Regions from separate parts of the Homo sapiens genome. Here region 1 is linked to region 2. Evidence: read pairs that join two places in POLR2A ChIA-PET (ENCODE). Cell type or tissue: OCI-LY7. All regions are shown on one strand. Links, peaks and the distances in the headings refer to the core of each region. The heading gives the core; the rest is flanking DNA.

Region 1 (5,376 bases), core at 323-5,322, 780 kb after region 2:
CCTAAATGGTGGTCTCATCTTTCTCCCACTGCCACAGGTGAGCCAGACCTTGTATCTCTCTATCTCCCTGGAGGTGGCTGTCTTTCCATCAGTTTCAATCTAGTTGGTTGCCCTGTAACTTCAGCTTTCTGATGGCTCCAAGAAAAATTGTTGTTTGTCACTGGAGTGGGAATGTGCTATCCATCCTGAGTGGAAGCTGGAAGTTGAGGACTTTCCATTTTATATTGGATTTTTTTTTTTTTTTTTGAAACAGTCTTGCTCTGTTGCCCAGGCTGGAATGCAGTGGCATGATAATGGCTTACCGCAGCCCTGACCTCCTTGGCTCAAGAAATACTCCCACCTTGGCCTCCCAAGTAGCTGGCATGTGCCACCGTGCCTGGCTAATTTTTGTATTTTTTGTAGAGATGGGGTCTTGCTGTGTTGTCCAGGCTGGTCTCGGACTCCTGGGCTCAAGCAATCCTCTTGCCTCAGCCTCCCAAAGTGGTGGATTACAGGTGTGGACCACTGTGCCTGGCCTAGTTTTTTCTTATTTCATTTTTTTATAGAGACGGAACCTCCCTATGTTGCCCAGGCTACTCCTGAACTCCTGGCTTCAGGCAATCCTCTGGCCTTGGTCTCCCAAAATACTAGGATTATAGGCGTGAGTCATCATGTCTGCTCCCATTTTATTTGTGCTTTTTGTTGTTTGTTTTTTGAGACAGGGTCTCTGTCACCCAGGCGGGAGTGCAATGGTGTGATCATGGCTCACTGCAGCCTCAACCTTCTTGGGCTCAGGTGATCCTCCCACTTCAGCCTCCTGAGTAACTAAGACTACAGGTGTGTGCCATGCCACCATGCCCAGCTAACTTTTGTAGTTTTTTGGTGTAGACAGGGTTTTGCCATTGCCCAGGCTGGTCTCCTGGGCTCAAGTGATCCACCTGCTTTGGCCTCCCAAAGTGCTGGGATCACAGGTGTGCACCACTGTGCCCTGCCAAGGTGAAGTTTAGATATGGAGAGAAGGTAAGGGATGGCCCTGGGGTTGTATGTGTAGCCAAGCCAGCCTGGGACTTAGTCATGTGCTCTTGGGAGCTGCTAGGGTTACATCACAATTTTGCTCTTGGGTGTTTAGCAAAGAGGTAGGAACTTTAACTACTTTTGCCAAGGACAGGCTCTTGATAACAATTGCATTTTTCTTTTCTTTTTTTTTTTGAGACAGAGTCTTGCTCTGTCACCAGACTGGAGTGCAGTGGCGCTATCTTGGCTCACTGCAACCTCCGCCTCCCAGGTTCAGGTGATTCTCCTGCCTCAGCCTCCTGAGTAGCTGGGACTACAAGTGCATGCCACCACGCCCAGCTAAATTTTTTTGTATTTTTATTAGAGACCGGGTTTCACCATGTTGGCCAGGATGGTCTCAATCTCTTGGCCTTATGATCTGCCTGCCTCAGCCTCCCAAAGTGCTGGGATTACAGGCGTGAGCCACTGCGCCCAGCATGCATTTTGTTACTGAATGAAGATAAAGAAGCCTGGCATGGTGGCTCACACCTGTAATTTCAGCACTTCAGGAGGCCAAGGTAGGAGGATCAGTTGAGGCCAGGAGTTCAAGACCAGCCTGGGCAATGTAGTGAAACACTGTCTCTACAGACAAATTAAAAAAAAAATACATAAATAAATAGCTGGGCATGGTGGCAAGCACCTTTAGTCCTAGCTACTCATGAGGCCGAGATAGAGGACTGCTTGAGCCTAGGAGTTGGAGGCTGCAGTGAGCTATGATTGCATGATTGCACTCCAGCCTGGGTGACAAAGTGAGACCTTGTCTCTTGAATAAAAAAGAGAGAGAGAGACTGAAAGAGAAAAAAGTCTTATCTGCCTTCAGTTTTGTGTGATTCTGCTACTCTCCTTGGCTGAAGGAGTCCTTAACCTTCCAGCAGGAACTTTGTCTTTCATTCAGGTGCTGCGACTGAAATTCTAGGCATGAGGTCTTGTGGGGCTGTGACTGTGCCCCACCTCTCTAAATAAGGCCACTGGGTAGTTTCGCCAGTGTATTTGACAAACCTGATAAAGCCATATCAGCGACACCAGTGCCAGGTTTTATGAATACAAAGGGAATACCTAGTAAGCTCAATCCCTCCTCCCAGCTAGAGTCTGATGGAATAGGGCGAGCTGTATTGGTCACTGGGGTCAGATTTCTCTGCTTGTCTCCATGTTGACTTGGGTAGAAAAGGCATCCTAGGTCTCTTTGCACCTGACTCTTATGTGAGACTATAGGCTCCCCAGCTGTGTACTGGTTTTGTTCTAATGGATGCCTGGGCTCACCTGACAGGCACATGAAAACAAATATGTTTCCAGGTGCCTGCACAGGAAACCTGCATGGCTTGGTGCCAGAGTGAGAGCAAAAGTGGTGCTGCCTTAAAGCTCAGCCTCACTGAAGCAGAGGTAGGCTGCCTTCACTCCTGGGACTGGGGGAAGGCTTCACTAGGGCCTAGGAGGAGCTTTTTTACTTGGTCTCAGGTCCAGACTTGAAGGGGTTTGGGACAGGGAAGGCAGGAGTTTTGGGTGGGGACTGTGGAGATCAGCATTTCCCCTAAGAACTACTCACTCTTGACTCTCTGTGGTTTCCTTGCTCTGAGCTCCATGAGGCCAGATTCGGGCACATCACATACACATTTGTTGAACAGATAAGAGACTTCTGGAAAGATGATGTGCTTGCCGATCCTGTTCCTATTGCTGATTCTTGGAGGTTATCTCTGTGACCTTAAAGGACTAACTGTTACGTGGGTGGGAATCAAATGGCCCACCAGATTTCTTCTGAAGATGAGATGGGATCAAAGGATCAGAAGTGTGACTGGCACAGGAGTTGAGGGAGGGAGAAGATCACGCTGGGTGCAGGGTCAGGAAGGTGCTTATTTTCCTTTGATAGATTCTGGGTCCTTCATAGGTAGGTTAATGTGGAATCCAACATGAGGGGCATGCTGGGGAAGAAAGCAAATACACCAGTGGCAAATTAGCCCTGGGTTGGGATGCCCCTGGATGTCCTTTCTCTACCCTGTCTTATTACGTAACCCTTCTCTTTCGGGTACTTTGGAAAAAGAAAGATGTGGAATGGGCAAGCAGCAACATGGGAGAGTGAGGTAGGTGTTGCAGACACAGTGATACCCAGGCATGTATTTTTTTTTTTTTTTTGAGACCAAGTCTTGCTCTGTTGCCAGGCAGTGGCGTGATCTTGGCTCACTGCAACCTCCGACTCCCTGGTTCAAGCGATTCTCCTGCCTCAGCCTCCTGAGTGGGGATTACAGGTATGTGTCACCACGCCCAGCTAATTTTTGTAAGTTTAGTAGAGACGGGGTTTCACCATTTTGGCTAGGATGGTCTCGATCTCCTGACCTTGTGGTCCGCCCGCCTCGGCCTCTCAACATGCTGGGATTACAGGTGGGAGCCACTGCGCCCAGCCAGGTGTGTATTTTAATGAGGGACTTCCCCTTGGTTTAGTCACTACAATGACTAAACCTGTCTTAGCATCTTCCTCGCCCTTCCCATCACCTCCTCATGTTCTGTACTGGCCTGAGAGTAGCTGCAGATGTCTCCATGTCTTGCTGGACATTGCAGAAGTCCCAGTTTACATTGGGTAGAGGTGACTGGGCAGGATTACCTGGGTATGGACAGTGAGAAGCCTTTTAGGCTGGTGATGACTGTGTACCAGGTGCAGGGACTCTGGTCTTCTCTGCAGGGCAGGTTTGTGGGTTTTAAGCTGGTGAGAACAGAGCAGAAATCTATAACTCAAGGAGAATCCAATCGTTGGACAAATTTAATGCCAGCCTATTCTGGGCTGCAGGACAGGTATTTGTCATCAGAAGTCATTATCACATCATGCGTGAGCTCTCATGGTGTCTTTCTTGGGAGCAGTGAAGGTCTACCCACTTCTATTTCCCTGTGTTCTATGGTGGGAACTGAGACAGGCCTATTGTAGTTAGGGCTGTGTGCATGGCATGCTGTCCCTAAATAGGAAGTGGGCAGGGAAATCTGGTCTAAATAGAGCCTCACCAGCTCCTGCCCTAGACTGACATACTTGTATTCTTTGCCAGGCCACAGCAAACACAGGTGTGCAGGAACCGTTTGTCATGGAAGCCAGGGAGCCTGGGAGGCCCACACCCACCTACCATCTTGTCCCTAACACCAGCCAGTCCCAGGTGGAAGAAGATGTCAGCTCGCCACCTCAAAGGTCCTCCGAAACTATGCAGCTGAAGAAGGAGATCTCCCTGCTGAATGGGGTCAGCCTGGTGGTGGGCAACATGATCGGCTCAGGGATCTTTGTCTCACCCAAGGGTGTGCTGGTACACACTGCCTCCTATGGGATGTCACTGATTGTGTGGGCCATTGGTGGGCTCTTCTCTGTTGTGGGTGCCCTTTGTTATGCAGAGCTGGGGACCACCATCACCAAGTCGGGAGCCAGCTACGCTTATATTCTAGAGGCCTTTGGGGGCTTCATTGCCTTCATCCGCCTGTGGGTCTCACTGCTAGTTGTTGAGCCCACCGGTCAGGCCATCATCGCCATCACCTTTGCCAACTACATCATCCAGCCGTCCTTCCCCAGCTGTGATCCCCCATACCTGGCCTGCCGTCTCCTGGCTGCTGCTTGCATATGTAAGTGGGGGCTGAGATTGGGAGGATGTTGGGGGGTGGGGGGTACTATAATAACGGTACTTTAGGCCGGGCGCGGTGGCTCATGCCTATAATCCCAGCACTTTGGGAGGCTGAGGCGGGCGGATCACCTGAGGTTGGGAGTTCGAGACCAGCCTGACCAACATGGAGAAACCCCGTCTCTACTGAAAAAACAAATATAGCTGGGCGTGGTGGTGCATGCCTGTAATCCCAGCTACTCGGGAGGCTGAGGCAGGAGAATTGCTTGAACCCAGGAGGCGGAGGTTGTGGGGAGCGGAGATCATGCCATTGTACTCCAGCCTGGGCAACAAGAGCAAAACTCTGTCTCCAAAAAAAAAAAAAAAAAAAAAGATACTTTATATTTGAATAGCATATTTTGCATTTTGGAGGGGAGGGAGGCTTCTTACCTTTTGAGGAAGTAATTTTACCAGTCATTTGGTCCTGAGAGATAAGTAAGCATAAAGGATGGGGATGGGAGAAGTTTGAATCTGTTCGTGGCTTTTGGTGCCTCATATTCCTCCTCTCTTGGCTGCCCTTGTTCTGTTTTGTGGTCTGTGTGACAGGTTGGGGCATGTCTTTTATTTGTCTTGACAGCTGTTTCGATTGAAGTCAACATTGCTAGTTGTAAGCCCAGAAAAAAACCCCACCAGTGTTGAGGCCTTTATTCTGTTGCTAAAGGAAAAAAAAAAGAGTTATTTTATTTCCCAGATTTTTATCTTAAACCAGTTAAAGTCATCAGTG
Region 2 (5,376 bases), core at 84-5,083:
ATCGTGCCACTGCACTCCAGCCTGGTAACACTCCAGCCTGGTAACAGAGTGAGACTCCATCTCAAAAAAAAAAAAGTTTCACTATGTGGGTAATTTTACGGTAAGGAACCAGCCTGATATTCCCAGGACAATGCTTGTTGGCAAAAGGACCTTCAGAAATATGTGGCATGTTCTGGGAGGAGGATTTGGGAAACCCTGGGGGAGGCAGAGCCTCCTAAGTGAGGGTGTGGGCCCGGAACACAGGGACTCTGTGCAGGGAGGAGAAAGGGGAGAGTGTGCATGCTCGTTCCAGAGACCACATGAGGACAGAGAGGGGTGCTCAAACCCTCTCCCTTCTCTTCTTTTTCCTCCTGCAGTGTACTCCCCTTCAAGGGCCCTGTTCCCACCTTGTCCAGGGGAGAGGGTGGGGGGTGCAGGGAAAAACTGCAAGCACCCGTGGCTCTGTCAATCAGGGTTGATTTTGAAACCCCTACCCAGCCCATTGCCCCTGCCCCAGAGAGCACAGCCATGTGTTTCCTGTGAATCATCTGTAGGATTTCCTAAGGCAGAGGTTGCCTGGAGAGGCACGGTCTCCTCAGTCATTCAGGGAGAGGAGAAGATGGATGGGGGTTCTCTCGGGCTGGTGTATTGAGCCCTGAGCTAGAGAGGATCTGTGATTGTTAATTTTGTGTGTCAACTTGACTGGGCCAGGAATGCCCAGATATCTGGTTAAATATTATTTCTAGGTGTGCCTGTGAGGGTGTTTCCAGAATCATCCAATCCTTTGAGGGTTGGAATAAAACAAAAAGATAGAGAAAGTTGGTGCCGTGGCTCATGCCTGTAATCCCACCACTTTGGGAAGCCGAGGTGGGAGACTGTCTTGAGCCCAGGAGTTTGAGACCAGCCTGGGTAACATACAGAGACCCAATCTCTACAAAAAAATTTAAAAATAGCCAGACACAGTGGTGCACATCAGTGGTCCCAGTGACTCCAGAGGCTGAGGTGGGGAGGATCGCTTGATCCCAGGAGGTTAAAGCTGTAGTGAGCCATGATCACACTACTGCATTCCAGCTTATGCACATGAGACCTTGTCTTAAAAAAATAAAAAATTTTAAAAAAGAAAGAAAACTGGAAACAATCCAAATATCCATCAACAGCAAAATGGATAATAACATTATAGTGATATAATTGGGCCAGGCACAGTGGCTCACACCTGTAATCCTGGCACTTTGGAAGGCCGAGACGAGTGGATCACTTGAGCTCAGGAGTTCCAGACCAGCCTGAGCAACATGACAAAACCCTGTCTCTTCAAAAATTACAAAAATTAGCTAGACATGGTGGCGCAAGCCTGTAGTCCCAGCTTCTCGAGAGGCTGAGGTGGGAGGATCACTTGAATCCAGGAGGCAGAGGTTGCAGTGAACCAAGATTGCACCACTGCACTCCAGCATGGGTGACAGAGTGAGACCCTATCTCAAACAAACAAACAAAAGTATGTTTATATAATTGACAACTATACAGCAATGACAAGAGAATAAACTACTGCTACACACTGCAACATGAATGAATTGCACAGACATAAGGTTGAATGAAAGAAGCATGCTGCAGAAGAGTGAGGATGGAATGAATCCAGCCCTATGACATTCAGACCCAAGCAAAATTATAATAAATGGTGATAAAACACAACAGCGGTTAACTCTGGGAGGGTGGGAAATTATTGACTGAGGGGGGAAATGAGGAAAACATGTGAGGTGTTGGAAAGGTTTTGTATCTTGATCTCAGTGGTGGTCACGCAGGTATATAAGTATGTAAAATTTCATCAAGCTGCACATTTAAGACTTGTGTATTTTGCCAAGTGCAGTGGCTCACACCTGTAATCCCAGCACTTTGGGAGGCCAAAGTGGGCAGATCACCTGAGATCAGGAGTTCGAGACCAGCCTGGCCAATATGGCAAAACCTCGTCTCCACTAAAAATAAAAAATTAGCCAGATGTGGTGGTGTGTGCCTGTAGTCCCAGCTACTCAGGAGGTTCAGGCAGGAGAATCACTTGAACCCAGGAGGCGGAGGTTGCAGTCAGCCAAGATTGTGCCACTGCACTCCAGCCTGGGTGACAGAGTAAGACTCCATCTCAAAATATATATATATATTGTATTTTTTATTGGATATTATGTCTCAATGAAAACATTTTTTCTTTTCCTTTATTAGTGGCTCAAAAAATAATGGAGTGTCTGGCTGGACGCTGTGGCTCCCGCCTGTAATCCCAGCACTTTGGGAGGCCGAGGCGGGTGGATCACAAGGTCAGGTCAGGAGTTCGAGACCAGCCTGACCAACATGGTGAAACTCCATCTCTACTAAAAATACAAAAATTAGCCAGGCACGGTGGCACGTGCCTGTAATTCCAGCTACTCAGGAGGCTGAGGCAGGAGAATTGCTTGAACCCTGGAGGCGGAGGGTTGCGGTGAGCCGAGATTGCATCACTGCACTCCAGCCTGGGTGACAGAGCGAGACTCCGTCTCAAAAAAAAAAAAGAAAAAGAAAGAAAGAAACTTCCCTCATCTCTGTAGCTATTTGTGTAACTTCCCCTATCTGTGTAACTACTGTTAACTGTGCAGCTGTGGGCATGTCTTTAGGAAAGCATATGTAGCTTCTCTTGTCTCTGTAGTTGCAGGTATGTTTTAGGTAAGTCTCCCCATCCCCCTCCCTGTGCAAGTTCCCACAGAGCTCACCATTTGCATGCCTGAAAAGGGGAGGAAACATTTTCCTGGGAGCCTGCTGATTATGCAAAGAACAAAGGCCTCTATCCTGGGCCTTGCTCCCTTATCTGTGCAGCTGCAGCTTGATTTTTCCCCAGGCTGCTCTATCTGTGCCTGTAGCTTTGATTTTTCAAAAGAATTTTACCAAGGACTAGCCATAGCTGTCTGCCCAACTGCTTTATTCCTTTTCTCCTCCCTCAGCATCCTATAGGAGAAAGTCACCTTTGTCTCCAAATTCCCTGGTCCTGGTTTTGAAAATCCTGCTGGCACCTACTGCTGAAGGCTGTGGCTGGAGAATTCAGTGAGCTACTCTGATCTGGACAGGGTCTGATGGTCCTCACTTGACCTAAGCTGAGCTCTCCCAGGCTGTGAGCATCCCCAAGGTCAGCCTGTGACTCTCACAGAAGTTCTGACCTCCAGAGCCTTCCCCCTGCTGTGGCCTTTGGGGTAGAGTAGGTTACATGGGCCAGCACCATCTGCCAAAGTCAGGGCCAGAAACCTATCCATGGGAGCCAGATTTGGCTTTTGGCTTGGGCTAGTATTGACTTTGGGCACATTCTCATCCCAGAAAGAATAATTTGGGGTATGGGATTTCATGTTTTCTTTAGTACAGCCTTGAAAGCCACGTGTACAGGGTGTTTTCTTGCTAAGATAGCAGTCGGGCTATATTTGAGCAGTCCAGAGAAGTTTAAACTACAGAGGCATCTGGATATTGTCACAGTCTTGTCTGAGGTCAATAGCTTGCAAGCGGTAGAGCTGAGAGTCATACTGGGGAGTCTGACCCTGTAATGACCCCCTGGTCACTATGCTCAGAAATAATGACACCTGGAGTTGTATTTTTCAGCACAGATTGACTTTGAATAATAAATACGTAAGAATATTTCTTCAATTACACACACACACACACACACACACACACACACACACACACACACACATACATACACAATTATGCCATTTCTCATCTTCCCTGAAGCACATGGCCCTTTGGCCTCTCTTTTATTTTCATACTTTTTTTTTTTTTTGAGATGAAGTCTGGCTCTGTCGCCCAGGTGGAGTGCAGTGGCACAGTCTCAGCTCACTGCAACCCCTCCTGGGTTCAAGCAGTTCTCCTGCCTCAGCCTCCCAGGTAGCTGGGATTACAGGCGTGTGTCACCACACCCAGCTAATTTTTGTATTTTTAGTGTAGACGGGGTTTCACCACGTTGGCCAGGCTGGTCTTGAACTTCAGGTGACTTCAGGTGATCCACCTGCCTCGGCCTCTCAAAGTGGTAGGATTACAGCCATGAGCTACCATGCCCGGCCTGTCATACTTTTTTTCGGAAACAAAAGATTAGTTCTGTATTTCAACATTAACAATGACCACACTCTGACTCAATATTGGGGAAGTTTTGAAACCAACCCAATAGTCCCATAGACAGCTTTTTTGGATAAACATAGAAATCAACCCTTCTGATCCTAAAGCTTGAAACTTACATTTGTTTTATCTGAGTTCCCCTCTCAGGAAAGGATCCCCAGTCCTCTCAAAAAGTATCAAAGAACTGAAACCCACCAGATCATCCCATCCAGACAATGAGACTCAAGGGCCCTCATTCATCATGATTTGCTTCCTTACCCCTTGCATTTGTTTTCCCACACACAATTACATTTCTTCCCTGCTATATAAACTCCTAATTTTAGTCCATCAGGGAGATGGATTTGAGACCGATCTCCCGTCTTCTCACCTGCATCACCCGATTAAAGCCTTCTTCCTTGGCAATAATTGTCTCAGTGATTGGCTTTCTGTGTGGTGAGCAGCATGACCTAGACCAAACCTGTGGTATTTTAATAACAGTTTGAAGAGTGTGAGTTTGGCCTGAAGGGAGAAGCCATTGATGGCAGGCAGAGATGTAGGCCCAGGTTTGCCAGAGCTTCAGACTTTTTTTTTTTTTTAAGATGGAATCTCGCTCTGTTGCCCAGGCTGGAGCACAATGGCGTGATCTTGGCTCACTGCAACCTCCACCTCCTGGGTTCAGGCAATTCTCCTGCCTCAGTCTCCCGAGTAGCTGGGATTACAGGCATGTGCCACCACACCCAGCTAAGAGCTTCAGGTTTTTAAAGAAAAGAGAGAAAACAGAAGTTTTTTTTTTTTTTTTTGAGACGGAGTCTCACTCTGTCGCCCAGGCTGGAGTGCAGTGGTGCGATCTCGGCTCACTGCAAGCTCTGTCTCCCAGGTTCACGCCATTCTCCTGCCTCAGCCTCCCGAGTAGCTGTTCTACAGGCGCCCACCACCACACCCGGCTAATTTTTTGAATTTTTAGTAGAGACAGGGTTTCACCGTGTTAGCCAGGATGGTCTCAATCTCCTGACCTCATGATCTGCCTGCCTTGACCTCCCAAAGTGCTGGGGTTACAGGCGTGAGCCAAGAAAACAGAACTTTTAAATGATGTTTACATGTCTAGCTTCAAAAAATGCCATGCAGGTTGTCGGTTTCCCACTTCCAGGGTAACTGGATGGAATTTCTGCCTTCATGGTGGTTCAAGCCTGAAGTGCCTTGAGACCAGAAGTAAAGAGTTCCTTCCTCCTGCAGCACTGCTAGGTTTCCTGGAGGAGACGGTCTGTAGGTGGGGTTCCTAAAGGTGGAGAGAAGAGGAAGTTACTTCCTAAA

What was found. Peaks named below come from ENCODE experiments on the same cell type or tissue, not always from the same donor. Only the 100,000 strongest peaks of a DNase experiment are listed, where the experiment ranks them.
Region 1: POLR2A ChIA-PET joins it to region 2 with 5 read pairs; 1 of 35 experiments calls an interaction of 5 or more read pairs at or near these places.

The regions. Positions count from the first base shown.
Region 1 is chr16:68,270,633-68,276,008 of GRCh38, forward strand. SLC7A6 (solute carrier family 7 member 6) reads left to right here. Exons shown (of 11, transcript NM_003983.6): 3 at 4,059-4,617. The coding sequence starts at 4,095. Among named protein-coding and RNA genes, the nearest start is that of SLC7A6, 8.8 kb to the left of the region's middle. RefSeq lists an enhancer at 5,198-5,357. In OCI-LY7, for the core only: a CTCF peak has its summit at 4,339; DNase peaks (open chromatin) are centred at 2,319 and 5,049; H3K4me3 peaks cover 1,659 bases; H3K27ac peaks cover 4,502 bases.
Region 2 is chr16:67,486,458-67,491,833 of GRCh38, forward strand. All of the region lies in intron 2 of ATP6V0D1-DT (ATP6V0D1 divergent transcript), which reads left to right. Among named protein-coding and RNA genes, the nearest start is that of AGRP, 5.6 kb to the left of the region's middle. RefSeq lists an enhancer at 2,263-2,342. In OCI-LY7, for the core only: no CTCF peak of the experiment used is centred there; DNase peaks (open chromatin) are centred at 2,357, 2,594 and 3,105; H3K4me3 peaks cover 1,218 bases; H3K27ac peaks cover 2,740 bases.